Linked DNA regions of Homo sapiens: region 1 is linked to region 2. The links are chromatin contacts, found by Hi-C or POLR2A ChIA-PET in ENCODE. All regions are on one chromosome and are shown on one strand. The core of a region is the stretch at or near the end of the contact, and the rest is flanking DNA. Distances in the headings are between cores, read along the strand shown. Region 1 has its middle 18 kb from the start of CYP1B1. Region 2 holds the start of RMDN2-AS1 (RMDN2 antisense RNA 1).

Region 1 (6,513 bases), core at 97-2,596, 60 kb before region 2:
GGTACAGATGACAGAGTTCCTGAGGGTCTAGTTGAGCAAAGATATATTGAATACAAAACCAAAAATAACAGCATGAAGTCAATGGAATAATAGTGTGAAGTGCTCAAGGGAGCCCAGAAGAGAAAACTGTCCCATAATGGAAAGAGGAGGGTAAAAGGAAGGGAGTTTCACAGCAGACAAGGAGAAGGGGCATTTTTGGCTGAGGAAACAGCCTTGAAATGTAGGCTATACTTAGAGACCATTTAGCAGTCTGGCGTGGCTAGGGGGGAAATTTGATAATTCCATGGGGAATGAGACAGACACAGAATGTCTACCCCAAATCCTACCATCTGGGGGCCTAGAATCCTTCTTTGCTTCATGTCAGTAAGGCCAAGAAAAGTACTTTTAAAGAAGAATTTTAAAAGATTTGCATGGCTAGTGAAATCTTTGGGATTGTAGGAAGAAATCACAATAATAATTAAAATTATTATAACTATTATTTTGTCAAACTCCAAGTGATTTAAGACATACATAGTATTTTATAGCTGAAGGAACTTCAAAGACCATTTCATCCAGCCTGCTTATTTTACAGATGAGGAAATTGAGGCCCAGAGAAAAGTTCCTTGCTGCAAATCCACTGCTAGTTGGGAACAAAGCTAGGCTGGAGCACAGATCTCTTGCTTCCTAAGCCAGATCGCTTGCCACGAAAATGTGCCAATCTGTGCACCCCCACTACCGATTTGTCCTGTTTCTCAGAGAAGAAAAAACAATGGTTAGAGTTTAAGAGGTTTCCCTGAAGTCACCCAACTCCTGGTGGCTCAGATGGGACTCAAACCCGGGATGTTGGGGACATGTAGCCAACACTCTCCTGTAAACATTCTTACTAAAACTAAACCCATTCACGAGGGATGAAGTGTGAGACAGAAGAGTGAGTGTGGTGATTAGAGCCCCCCAACCCACGTATCTCCAGTCATGACCTGAGTAAGAAATACAGGGGCTGAAAGAGGTCTGCTTTGCCTCAGCTACCACCAGCCTAACCACGCACGGCTAAGCCTCAAGGAGTTCTCCTTCTTCACTAAGGGCTTAGCTGCAATGTGGTTTAAATTAGACATTTCTTGCCTGAGTAGAACAAATCACTTAGGTTATACGCTGACAAAAAAGGAACAGTCTGCATGCTTGGAAAGCTTAGGGGGAATTAAATTATGTGCTGTCACTTCAGAGTTGTTCCTCTGTCCTGTACACCACCACCTCTCAATTGCCTGCAGGAGCTGCAGGGCCTTGCGTGCAAGCTGTGCCATAACCCAAGGCTTAACATAAACTTCGGGCTCTCAGGTCATTGGGAAATAACAGGTATATCCGGTTGTGCCTTTTGTGCTTGTCTGCACGCAAATTAAAAGCTCGTGCTATGCTGAACTCCTTGGAGCCTCTGGTTACAGAGAAGGGAGGATGCCTTAGAATGGAATTTTCACACAATTGTCCTGTTTGTTTTTCCAGGGAATTGGGTGATAGTGTGTGTTTGTAAGAAGTTCACACCTCTGGGAGGCTGAGCTCAGAAGGGGCGGGATGTGGAGGTGGCCATGTGCCAGGCGACCCTCTAGGGAGCAGGGCTCCAAAGGACCCCACGTCTGAACTTTGAAGGGACGGTAGTGCTTACGGGGGCGGCGGGGAAGGGCGGGGTTTGCGCAGATCTCAGACTTCCTGGCTAGTAGCAACAATGCCAAGTGCAGAGCTAGGTGGGGAGGGGTGCAGGAAGGGATCTGAAAGCTTGGGGGCCATGTACTCAGGCTGTCACCTCCCTAAGGGAGGCTCCTCACCTCCCTAAGTTTTGTGATGCCCCCACTACAGTTCAGCCCTGAACCCTCCAGATGGCTGATTGGAGTAGGAATGAAGCGTCCACTCCGTCTTCATGTTTCTTCCCATGGGACACAATAATATTCCCTTCGCTGTGACTACAGCCTCCCCCCAGTTAAGTAGGAGAAATCTATGCCTACTGCACTCCAACTGTGAGATTTCCTCTGGCAGGAGTTTGCCTAGCTGGTGCAGCTGGGAAGCAGCAGAGAGTTTTTGCAGCCCGGCGGAACTGAATTCAAATTTCAGCTCAACCAACATAGTGTGTGTGACCTTGATTGATAATTCCAACTCTTCCTGCCTTGCTTTATTTGTCTGTAAAAAAGGGATGAGGGCAATGGTTATCTCAAAGGGTTGGCTGTGTGGGATTAATGAAATGATTTCTGTCAAGTGCTTGGCACATTGCCTGGCTCAAAATGCTCCATATATGGCAGTTCTTACATATATGACAGTACATTATTATTGTTACCATTGGTTTAATTGGCAGAGCTGCGATCCAAAAATTTCAGACTGTGGCTCGATCCTGGGCTTCGATTTCAGGCTGTGGCTAAGAAGCCCTCCTGGCTTCACACCTAACCAGGATCCACATGCCTCTTCCACTGAGCTGGGCTCTCCCAGCTTCCTGACTCAGGCACTACCTCGTCTCCGGGCCGCAGGGGTTTGGGCATCATTCTGTCTGCCTCTTCTTCCTCCTCCTTCCTGGGGCTAAGGTACATCATCTGGGCAGGTAGCTGTCTTGGGAAGATGACATCTTTCTAGCCAGACACCTGGTGGTGGCAACTCTGCAATAGTTTAGAGGGTTGCAGTGGTGTTTCAATGCGCCCACACTTGTCTCAGGGCTATTCTCTTAAAATCAGTAACTGGGACATTATTTTTTCTGAAATCCACCGCACCCTCACCTACTTCCTACGCCAAGACAATAGCCCATTTAGATTTTTCTTGGATGAAGAGACATTCACACACACACACACACACACACACACACACACACACACAAACAAAAAACACACTTTTTTTTTTTTTTTTGAGACGGAGTCTGGCTCTTTCGCCCAGGCCGGACTGCAGTGGCGCTCTCTCGGCTCACTGCAAGCTCCGCCTCCGGGGTTCACGCCATTCTCCTGCCTCAGCCTCCTGAGTAGCTGGGATTACAGGCGCCCGCCACAACACCAGGCTAATTTTTTGTATTTTTTAGTAGAGACGGGGTTTCACCGTGTTAGCCAAGATGGTCTCGATCTCCTGACCTCGTGATCCACCCGCCTCGGCCTCCCAAAGTGCTGGGATTACAGGCGTGAGCCACCGCGCCCGGCCCAAAAAACACACTCTTAAGTTTAGACAATGGTTCTCAAAGTGTGGTCCAGGCACCCCGTCGGGATGGCCCCTGAGACCCTTTCCAGGAAACCCACAAGGTTACAGCTGTGGGAATAAAACATTATTTGCATTTCTAACTCTCATTCTCTTACAAATTTACTGGGGGGTCTTTCTGCAGAAACAGATGTGAGTCACCTGCTATCTTCTGTTAAGTCATAAATTAAAGAGATTTGTAACAATATTTTTTAAAACTGCCCACTCTGACTAAATATTTGTAATTTTGGAAACTAGTTATTTTCCATAAAATGTTATTTATGTTAACATGTATTAGGTTTATTATTTTTAATGAACTAACAAATATTTTATAAGTTTTTCAGCTTTAATTTCTAGAATTATAAATATTGATAGATACTTAGCTAAACAATAGTTCTTTGGACTCTACAATATTTTTTAAGACTTTGAAGAGGTTCTGAAAACAAAACATTTGAGAAACATTGAGCTAAGATTTTGGCACTGGGGCCTATGAAATCATTGCTTTTGCTCACTTACTTCTAAATAAAACCATCATTTCTGAGGATTGGAATAGTGTGAATTTTATGGTAATTTCAATATAATGGGTTTGAGTGTAGCAGATCTAGTCATGAAGCCCATGTGGAGGCTGCATGCCAACTCTCTGCATGTTCCAGCCACTGTGTTAAAGGAAGATTTTCTAAGCCATCCCAAGATTTGATTGTAAATTGTGGAGATTAAATTGCTGGGCAGATACCAAGGATATTCTGCAAGGGGAGGGGAGGAAGAGGGTGTGAGTTGCATCAGGCTCTGGCAACAAGATGGCTTTGCTTGTTGTGGTCTTGGGCTCCTGGAGGGAGTCAGCTCACAGGGCAGGAGAAGGCAGTGGGGTGGCCCAGGTCCCTAATAGGCATAACAGTACTAGAGACCTCTACAGTTACTGTAGTTAGAGGGGTGGGGCTTCTGTAAGACTTAGGATGATACGCAGTGAGTCAACAAATGTGTACTGGTGTGGTATAGATGGGCTTTGGTGCCTGCAGACCTGAATTCAAATCCTGACCCCTCTCACTTGCAACCTCTGTGACATTTGGCAAATAGTTTACTGTCTCTGAGCCTTAATCCCTTTGTATATAAAGCAGGCTAAATATACCAATATTTTTAGGATGATTGGGAGAAATAAATGAAACTGTCAATGTAAAAAATAGAAAACAGTGCCTGGCACTTAGGGGGAAATATTAGCTACTTTCTCTGTCTCCAAACTTGTTGTGTGGTGTGGGAGACTCTAAGGGAACGGAGGAGCTTAAGCCACAGGCCCTGGCCTTATGATGATAACATCAGAGAGAATGCTCCTCACATTTAGCAGGACACAGTGCTCCGACTGTGGTACTCAAAATTGTTGTGGTGTTTATTCCTTGTTGAGTGATATGTGTTACTCAGGAGGCTGAGGCAGGAGGATCCCTTGAACCCAGGAGTTCAAGACCAGCCTGGGCAACATAGAGAGACCCTGTCTCAAAAAAAAAAAAAAAAAAAAAAAAGATACGTGTAAGTTGCTCTTCACCTCTCTGATTTGCTGCAGGAAGCCTCAGGTATTAGGTTCAGAGTCCAGAGTAAATGAGGGCAGAAATGGAGGTTCCCACCAGCCCTGAGTGCCTTCTGTGCACTTGCTGTGGAAGAGGATTCCATTTTACCCCGTAGCTCCCGGGATTCCACTGGGGTGTGGCTGGTAACCTGGGGGCTCAGGGCTCAGTCACATCCTTATTGCACCAGAAAGTCCCTGAAATAGTGTAGGAGAATGAGGTGCCTGGGGGCATGGCTGCTGGTTGGAGGCCACAGTGCCACCTTCTCAAGGCTCAGAAACTGGGAAGCCTTCCTTCCTTCTGCATTCAAACCCTTAAAATGCACAACCCACCCCCCGTGGCTGACTCAGCACAATGGGAAAAGGAAAAACGGAGGTTAGTCAGCCCAAGAGTACAGACCATTGAATCTAACTTTCCATTTTGGACTGGAGAGCATTCGAGACAATTTCCTCCCTGGCCTTTAGTAAGGGAGAGCTGGGAGTCTCCCGTTCTGCCTTCTGGTACAGGCTCCAGAAGTAGGCTGTTTCCCTCATTGTGGCTGTCAAATGGGCTGTATGCCCCAGGTCTGAGGCCACAGTACACTTTGACTCAGAGCTGTAATGTAAGAAAAAAAGGCGGTGTTTTCTGGGAAGCTGGATAGCGTTGCGTCATTTGTACAAATCACCACCGGGAGGTCCCACGACAGCACTCCCTTGAGTTTCCTCCCAATTGCACTGCACAGCATGGAGTTTTCTGAACTCTCCTCAGCAGGGAATTGCATGAGTGTTGTCCTGGAGCCTCATTGCCACAGGGCTACAAAGCATCCGTAACAGTCACAGAGGGACTGACCGAAAGCATAGCTTGGTGGAAGAGGCCTACTATGGCCTCATCAGGCTCTTTTGGGAACATGGCATCCCCCTGCCTAAAGAACTGTCTCTGTACTACCTAAGGGTCCTGATGTGGAGCGCGTCTGGGTGAGGAGAAATTAGATGAGGAGAAAGTGCTGCAGAGCTGCCATCTGGGAGTTGGAGGGAAACACAAATTGGCTATTGGTGCTGAGCTCTTCTGCCAACAGCAGATGTTTCTGTGAGATCAGCCTTCTTAAGGCAGCGGCAAATGGCCTCCCACAGAATAATGATAACAGCTAATGATGCCTGAGCACCCACCACATGCCAGGCACCCTTCTAAAAGCTTTACATGTATTAGTTCATTCAGTCCTCACCACAACTCTGCATAATCGGTACTGGTATCGTCTCCATTTTACATCTCCATTCACTTAAGTGTAAGCTGGACCCAGAGAAGCGATTTCTAGCATGGAAGTCACTCCGGTGTAAGTAGGAGAGCCAGATTCAGATTCAGTCTGGCTCTGGAGTGATGCTAGCAGCCACTCAATGTGCTGCCTGAGAAACGCAAGGAGGAAGTGACTGGTGCCACTTTGGGCTGTTAGGAATTTGCAGGTGGGTAACGGCACGCCACCCTGAGAGCTGTCACGCTGAACCAAGTGGGCCATGTTTTTATTCCTGCGAGGTTCAAGTCCTTGCCATGTCTTGGATTTTACTGGACAGAAGTAAGGACTTAGTAAGTAGTAGTAATAATGATAATGGCTAACTGTTATTGGGTGCTCACTCTGCCATCAACTATGCTATTTGTTTTCTTACAATCAATATCTCATTTAATCCTCAAAACCACCCTCTGTGGTTGGTATATTACCTGTCTTGTACAAGTGAGGAAAGTCAGGCTCAGAAGGGTTAAATAACATGGCCAAGGTTACAGCTTATAAATAAGAGAGCTGGTGCTCACACCCAAGAGTGCC
Region 2 (7,226 bases), core at 628-3,127:
AGTCTAAGAGCCTCCAGTGGAAAGTCCCGGAAGCCCTCCCCTGGGCTTGAGATTTTTGCTGGCTGAAATGGAGCCTGGAAGTGCTTTTCTGTGGTTTAGATGGGGAAGGAATGGGGGAAAGAAACGGTTCGGGAAAGGGGAGAATGGAGGGGAGAAGAGGGAAGGAAGATGGCAGGAGCCTCGGAGGTCAGGCTTGCAAGCAAAGCAAACACCAGGCTCCAGAGGGGTTTGCAGGCTACAGAACACCGAGTTTCGAGAGAATCACATGTTTATCTTCTCTTAAAATTCTCATACTGAACGATCTGGATGTGACTCAGCTCACGCAGTCGCTAGCTGTGGCACCGTGTGAGCTACTTAACCTCAGAAAGAGTTTCATCATCTGTAAAATGGGCATCACGGCCTTGTGGAATGGATTAAAAGAGCCAAAGTGCATAAAGCTCACGCAGTATCCTTTATAAGCAGTTTGTAGGTCTCCTTCCTTGAATTTCTTTCAAGCTCCCAATAGCCAACGGGAAGCCGAACACACTTTCACACTAAAAATGGGAATTCAGGGAAGTATCATCAGGTTCTGAACTATGTTTTAAGACTCAAGTCAAACACCAAAACTGAGTCACCACCTAATGTGTGTGCAGCACGTGTTAGGGGCAGTTTGCTATGTGATGACTTGAACGACAGTTTCTCTCTCCTGGGACTTTCATAAAATTCCTTTGGTGTTGCCACACACTTCTGGGATTCTCCACAATGAGCCCATTGCTGAGCCTGTCTCTGCAGATGTTTATTAAACAAGCAGAATTTAGGGGAATAGTCAGCAAGTCTTCACCAAGTTCTTCTATGTGGGCAGCTTTTGTGGTGTGGCCAGGGTATGAGGATAAAGAGCAACTTGGAAAAGTCTGGGGAGAATTTAAGTAGCCTGAAGAGTCTCTGTCCCTCAGGGAGGAAAGCTGAGAAATCGTTTCCATATTTATGTGTCAATTGCTTTATGTCCATTTATTTGATCTTCCTTACAAAATCTTGCATAGAAAATTTCATCCTCATTTTACAGATGAGGAAACTGAAGCTTAGAGAGCTTAGGTCACTTACCCAAGTTCATCCAGGTAGCAAAGTGTCAGGTCTGGATTTAAATCAGGTTGAGTCCAGTACCTTTTTCTTTTTTATATCACGCTGCCTTTCCCTAGAAGCCAAAATTTCTAGGAAATAAATGAACTGCAATGACAAAGCAGCACATTTTCCCATGTTCTTTGCTCTTGATCCCTACCTACTCTTTTCCCGGAAATAGACAATAAAGCCACCAGGATACCTGAGACAGCCTTGGTCATCTTTGTACCGTAGCCAGCACCATGGATTTTTGCCTAGTTACTTTCCCATCAGATTTTAACAGAAAGAACACTGTATTTGCCAGCTCAGTACAGCATATCTCTGGCTCTGTTTTCTCCCCAGCAGGAATCCGAGGGTCTGTCTCTGTATGTGTTATCATCAGACTGGTAAAGAGTTACATGTGTCAGCACAGAAGAAAAGAGCTTTGATGTGAGTTCAGCATGTAAGAAAGCCTTCATTGCTGTCATGCTTTCAACAGGTTCCCCACGACCCACCACTGCCTGCCAAGATGAATGTAAATGAAGCAGAAGTCTCACAGGGTAAATTCAGCTTCCCACGACCTGCAGTTGGACAGGGTGGCAAGGAGATGATGATAATTCCATGGCTCCCAGCTTAATTTCTCTTGGGGAGGGGTATGTGGACTCTTGCTATCCTGGAGTCCATATCATGCAGGACTCCGGAACATAAAAGGCAACAACAGTGAAGTGAGTGCCTGTTACAAACAAGGCTCAACTCAAAGCTAACAATTCTTCTTTATTAGGATACCACTGATCAGAGCTGCAAAGTGTACTCACATCTGTCATTTCGTGTCATTCTTACATAAATCCTGTAGCTGGGCACAGTAGGAAGAAGCATTCTCATCATGGCCACTTAGCTTGCTCGAGATTACACAGAACCATGCCTCTGGTTTCCTGGTACAGTGCTCCGGCAGGTGACGGATGCTCCTGGGTGACATATCACGGATCTCTCTGAGGTGAGATCTTCATGATTCTATATCATAGGCATCTCTTTATCTTCAAGTTGGGCAACATCAGCAGGGTTCCCATGAGTATGTGCCCAGCGAGGCTATTTAGTTCCTCTTATCTTTTTTTTTTTCTACTTGCCCTCGTTTTTCCTGAGATTTTATTTCCTTCCTAGCTGGCATACCTTTCCCTGCTGTGGTATTCAGACCTAAATAGTGTGTGCACCTATTACCTCTGCAGAGTAATTACTGTTTGGTACCATGGTAGAGTTTCTGTGTCCAGATACGGTTGTGAATGCTTGGAATGTAACATTGGGAAAGACAGAACTATTGCTTGTAAGTGGATTTGTGGACATCATGGTGCTATGAGAAAACTAAGTTGAAGATGCTCCTGCATCTTGCTGGTTAAACTAGATATAAACCAGTTGCTTAATAATTCATAGCCTATCCTATCTGTTTCCCACCCTCCTTATCTTCCAGGGACTCATTTATTGAATAACTCATTTTACATGCCTCTTTTATCATATACATTTTTATGTGTATTAGGATGTATTTATGGACTTTATATTCTATTTCACTGATTTGTCTATTCATTCATATTTCTTTGAGTATGATAGCTTTATGCATTTTTTCTTATCTGGTAGGTATTGTTGCCCCTCATTGCTTGACTTCTTCAGTATTTTCACAACTACTCTTACTTGTTTGATTTTCCATTTGAACCTCAGAACATAAAAAGAATCTTGTTGGTATTTGTATTGGAATTTTATCAAATTTGTAGATTAATTGAAGGATATTGGATAATTTTAGGATGCTGTCTTCCTAATCAAAATATAGTGTGTCTTTTTATTTGTTCAAACTTTTGGGGTTCCTTCAATTTCTGCTTGCCTATCAGACATGATTCTTATATTTATTCCTAGATATTTGATCTTGTTTTACTCAGGGTAAATGAGGCATTACCTTCCAGTACACCTTCTAACTGGCTGCCATCTGTATTTGTCATGGCTACTGATTTCTATATATTTATTCTTTTATTGTTGAAGAATGTTTTGTAGTTCGTTCTTTCAGGTTTTTCACACGTGAATTTATTTGCCAACATAAATGATACTTACCATATTCTGTTAATGTATTACTTTCAAATATTCTAATTTGTTTGTCTTTCCTAATTAGAGCTAGTATCTCTAGAACAATATTCAATAATAGTAGTGACAGTGTCATTTTTCCTGTCCTTACTTCAGCATAAATGCTTCTAAATACTTTGTTAGTAGGCATGATGAGCTCAGATAAAAAGCTTTTTTTTAAATATTAAAACAGTATTCCTTTATTTCTACTTATTAAATTTTAAAATCAAGAAAACATTCTTGCCCTTTAAAATATTTTATATTTGTATATGTTTTATCATGAAAATTTTAGTAGGGTATTAATACGTATAATTTATAAATAAATAAATATAAATATATTAGGGGATGACAATTTTTACAACCGATTCAAGCATAAAATAAGAAAGTTTGGAGAGCATGGGTTTAGAGGATTATAATAAATTTTTAAAATTAAAATATCATTGTTTACCACAATACAATTTAATCCTTTTTGATAATGCTGAAGATACTTCAGGATCTCGAATGCTTTAGGATCAGCATTAGGGATACTGTTTATCTTATCAGTTGGTTGAAGGTTGGTTAACTAAGAATAAATCACTGGAAGTTCACCTGTTTGCCTCTGAAAAAGTCTGATCTTTATTGCCCTCTGAATGTCTTCTTCTATGCCAGACAGTTCCAATAAAGCAACTATAACTAGGCTCCCCTAGCCCTCCTGATCTCCCCATCATGTAGGAACCTAATATGTCCAAGATAGTGGTAGAGGGTGAGCCTATGTGGCCTGTGCCCAGCCTCTCTGCATCATCCTCACACAAGTTTAGTGTCACGGCTGAAGGATGCTCTTCTCAGCAGAAGTGGGATAAGAGCTGACACATCTACAGGCAGAGCAGTCAAAGGGTGGGAAGAAACCTGACCTCCTAAAGACCCACTGCCTTGCCTCAGCACAGTGGTGACTTCCTGTCGAGGACACTGCTAGAAGTCTTTCTGAGTAGATGATTCTGAAAAGTAAAGAAACACTAATATTCTTTGTAGTTACAAAATAGGAAAAGCTAGCTGGGGGGATAAACGTCAACAGATTCTTTTAATAGGATGCCTAGCTTTCTGCAAATTTTTACTGAACCAAGACATGTGTTCTTGGTTGATTAATACATGCAGTGCAAAAACTCAAAACAATATGCTGATATATTCCGTAAAGATAATTCCCAGGCTAACTGTGGTTTGTTTTACATTGTCAACAAGAGCAGGAGGTTGGGGGAGGAATCTCATGAATTCCTGGACATGGAAAGTTTGGATTCCCATGAAATGACTGATCTGAAATCTAGAGTAAATTTGATCTCAAATTTTCTCTCTTAATTATATAGTGAATATTGCAAATTCAATTCAACTTTAAAAGTATTTATTGAGCCCTATGAAAACACAGAAGCAAGATCAGATGTAGTCTTTTAATCTATGCGGAGAATGAATGTGTGTCCACATGGAGTAGATAACAATTCAAAAAATATAGAATTGGATAACAATGTAAGAAACATAGATGGTGTTGTGAAAGGTCAGAGAACTCATGACTGATTGTTGGGATTGTATCACTAGGAGTTTCTTTAAGTATAGCAGAGCAAGAGAGGTAGAAGGACACATGACTTTCATCCCCCTTCCAACAACAATGTTCTGAGACCATAGGCTTAATCTAGTCAAGTCTGCTTGACTTTCTATAGAGTGGGTTTCTGAAGGTTTTGATGATCTCACCATGGGATGGGAAGGAAAGGACAGCTACTTTTAGCTAGTTTGTGTACTGCCAGTGTTAAGGCAAGAAAGAGAAAGTAAAAATCTACTAGTAACTAACAAAGGTGCTTTTGGCTATAGAATTTTCAAATTTGGTGTCACTGAAGCCAAATGAGCACATGAAAGGATGCTTGACGTCACTGGTCAGAGAACTATGAATAAACCACAGTGAGATACTACTACATGTCTGTTAGAATGGCTAAAATTAAAGATTAAGACTGGCCATAGCAAGTGTTAACGAGAACATGGAGCAACTGAAATTCTCATGTATTTTCAATGGGAATGTAAAATGGTACAGCAGTTTGGCAGTTTATTATAAAGCTAATGTATACTTACTGTGTGACACAACAATGCCACTTTGGGGTTTTTATGTCTCCCCTCCCCTGCCCCCAACCCAAAATAAAAACATGTCTGCTGAAATAATTATATGTGATTTTTTTTTTTACATTTTTTGTGACGGACTCTCGCTCTGTTGCCCAAGCTGGAATGCAGTGGTGCGATCTTGGCTCACTGCAACCTCCACCTCCCAGGTTCAAGCGATTCTCCTGCCTCAGCCTCCTGAGTAGCTGGGATTACAGGAACCCGCCATCATGCCTGGCTAATTTTTGTATTTTTGTAGAAACGGGGTTTCCCCATGTTGGCCAGGCTGGTCTTGAACTCCTGATGTCAGGTGATCCGCCTGCCTCGGCCTCCCAAACTGCTGGGATTACAGGCATGAGCCACTGTGCCCAGCCTGTAAGTGAATGTTTATTTCAGCTTTATTCATAATAATGTCAAACTGTAAACAACCCCAAACAGGTGAATTTATAATTACATTATGGCATATTCAAGCTATGCAATACTACTGAGCAACAAAATGGAATGAACTATTGATATATACAATATCATAGATGAATCTCAAAAATGTTCAGCAAATGGAGACAGACTTAAAACAGTTAACATTCTATGATTCCATTAATATGGTATTGTAAAAAAATTAATCTATAGTGACAGAAAGCAGATGTGTGGTTGCCTGAGGCTGTGGTACAGGTAGGTGGGAGAGTGAGGGGAAGGAAGCCAAGGGAAGTTTTTGGAGCGATGGTCATGCTCTATATGTTGGTTGTGGTAGGGGTTACGCTGGTGTTAAAATTTGTCAAAACCCATCAAACTGTACAATTAAAATTTGTGCATTTTACTGTATGTAATTTATACCTCAATAAAGTTAATGTAAAAAGAAAATGAGGCACTCTTTCTATGAATGGGTTTTAGGGACAGGTAAACCAGTGAGAGAGAGAGAGCACTCACTTTTTTTCTTTTTTAGAAGACTGAGGCTGAGTGATAGGCAGCGGCATTGTTGTGCACAATCTGCTTTGTTGTATGATTCTCTTGAGACCTGACTCAATTTATGGGCTCCTTCTTTGGGCAAGAAACTTAAGTTGGGGTCTCATTATTGTGTTCTGGGAGCGTTAGGTCACTGCATTCCTCATGGGCTCCAGGCATCCCGAGGAAGGCGTCTGCTCAGGAAGCATGCTCAGCCTTGAAACTGAGAAGGGAGGTCAAATGAGGATGTGCATCTTTTGCTTCTGCACCTCCAGTAATTTCTTCTCTTTGTAAAGAAGCCAGGTGTTGATAATAGTCACTAATACTTAGTTGAGTGAATGTAGGAAAACCCAGATAAACTTTCCTCTCATCCACAGATTTCTCTGGCCAGTTCAGGGAGACAAATGGAAGAGTTCATTTGCGGGAGGGGATTTGTGACAGTTAGGTAGATCATAATCTCAACTACTTTATGAAATGTAAATTACAGTTCTGTAGAAGTGAAAATTCACAGCATTACATCAAAATAAAAAAGGAAACAAAGCACTGGTGGGGGAGGCTGGGAGGTGGGAAAGGGACCTGTAGTTTCAGCTACTGGGGAGGCTGAGGTGGGAGGATCACCTGAGCCCAGGAGTTCAAGGCTGCAGTGAGCTATGATTGCATCTGTGAATGGCCACTGCACTCCAGCCTGGGCAACATGGCAAGAGCCCATCTCAAAAAAAAAAAAAAAAAAAAAAAAGGGAAACAAAGTATGACTATGAGCAACTCTCTTGTGGAGAAATGGCCAACATCATGTGCAAATAAGGGTTCCTTAAGTAGTACAGGGCACCTTACTAGGCCATTCCCATGAATTATCTCATTTAGAAACCAAACTTCCTATCCAAGGCCCATCTTAAATTACTGTTTTCCTTTCCAATGAACCATTTTCCCTCCCTATGGGAGACACTTAAATGTTCTTGGCCAATTAAACAAATGTTCTTGGCCAATTAAGCAAATTTCAAGAA

The links. A loop is a pair of places that touch in the nucleus more often than their neighbours do. ChIA-PET counts read pairs that join two places held with the same protein, here RNA polymerase II (POLR2A). Pooled maps may share reads with other maps.
Region 1: a loop to region 2 is called in a pooled map, with 2.4 times the contacts of the local background. The contact joins the enhancer-like site here to the promoter of RMDN2-AS1 in region 2. A Hi-C loop is called at or near these places in 3 of 37 single-sample maps with no recorded cell type and 10 of 50 pooled maps. POLR2A ChIA-PET finds 5 or more read pairs at or near these places in 3 of 52 experiments (GM12878, activated CD4-positive, alpha-beta T cell and activated T-cell).

The regions. Positions count from the first base shown.
Region 1 is chr2:38,091,209-38,097,721 of GRCh38, reverse strand. No RefSeq gene overlaps it. Among named protein-coding and RNA genes, the nearest start is that of CYP1B1, 18 kb to the right of the region's middle. Within about 2 kb of position 1,346, at least 13 of the 41 ENCODE cell types and tissues checked have a DNase peak (open chromatin) inside an H3K27ac peak, as active enhancers do.
Region 2 is chr2:38,030,992-38,038,217 of GRCh38, reverse strand. RMDN2-AS1 (RMDN2 antisense RNA 1) reads left to right here and starts at 1,877. Exons shown (of 4, transcript NR_102712.1): 1 at 1,877-2,068. It also overlaps a transcript of RMDN2 not described here.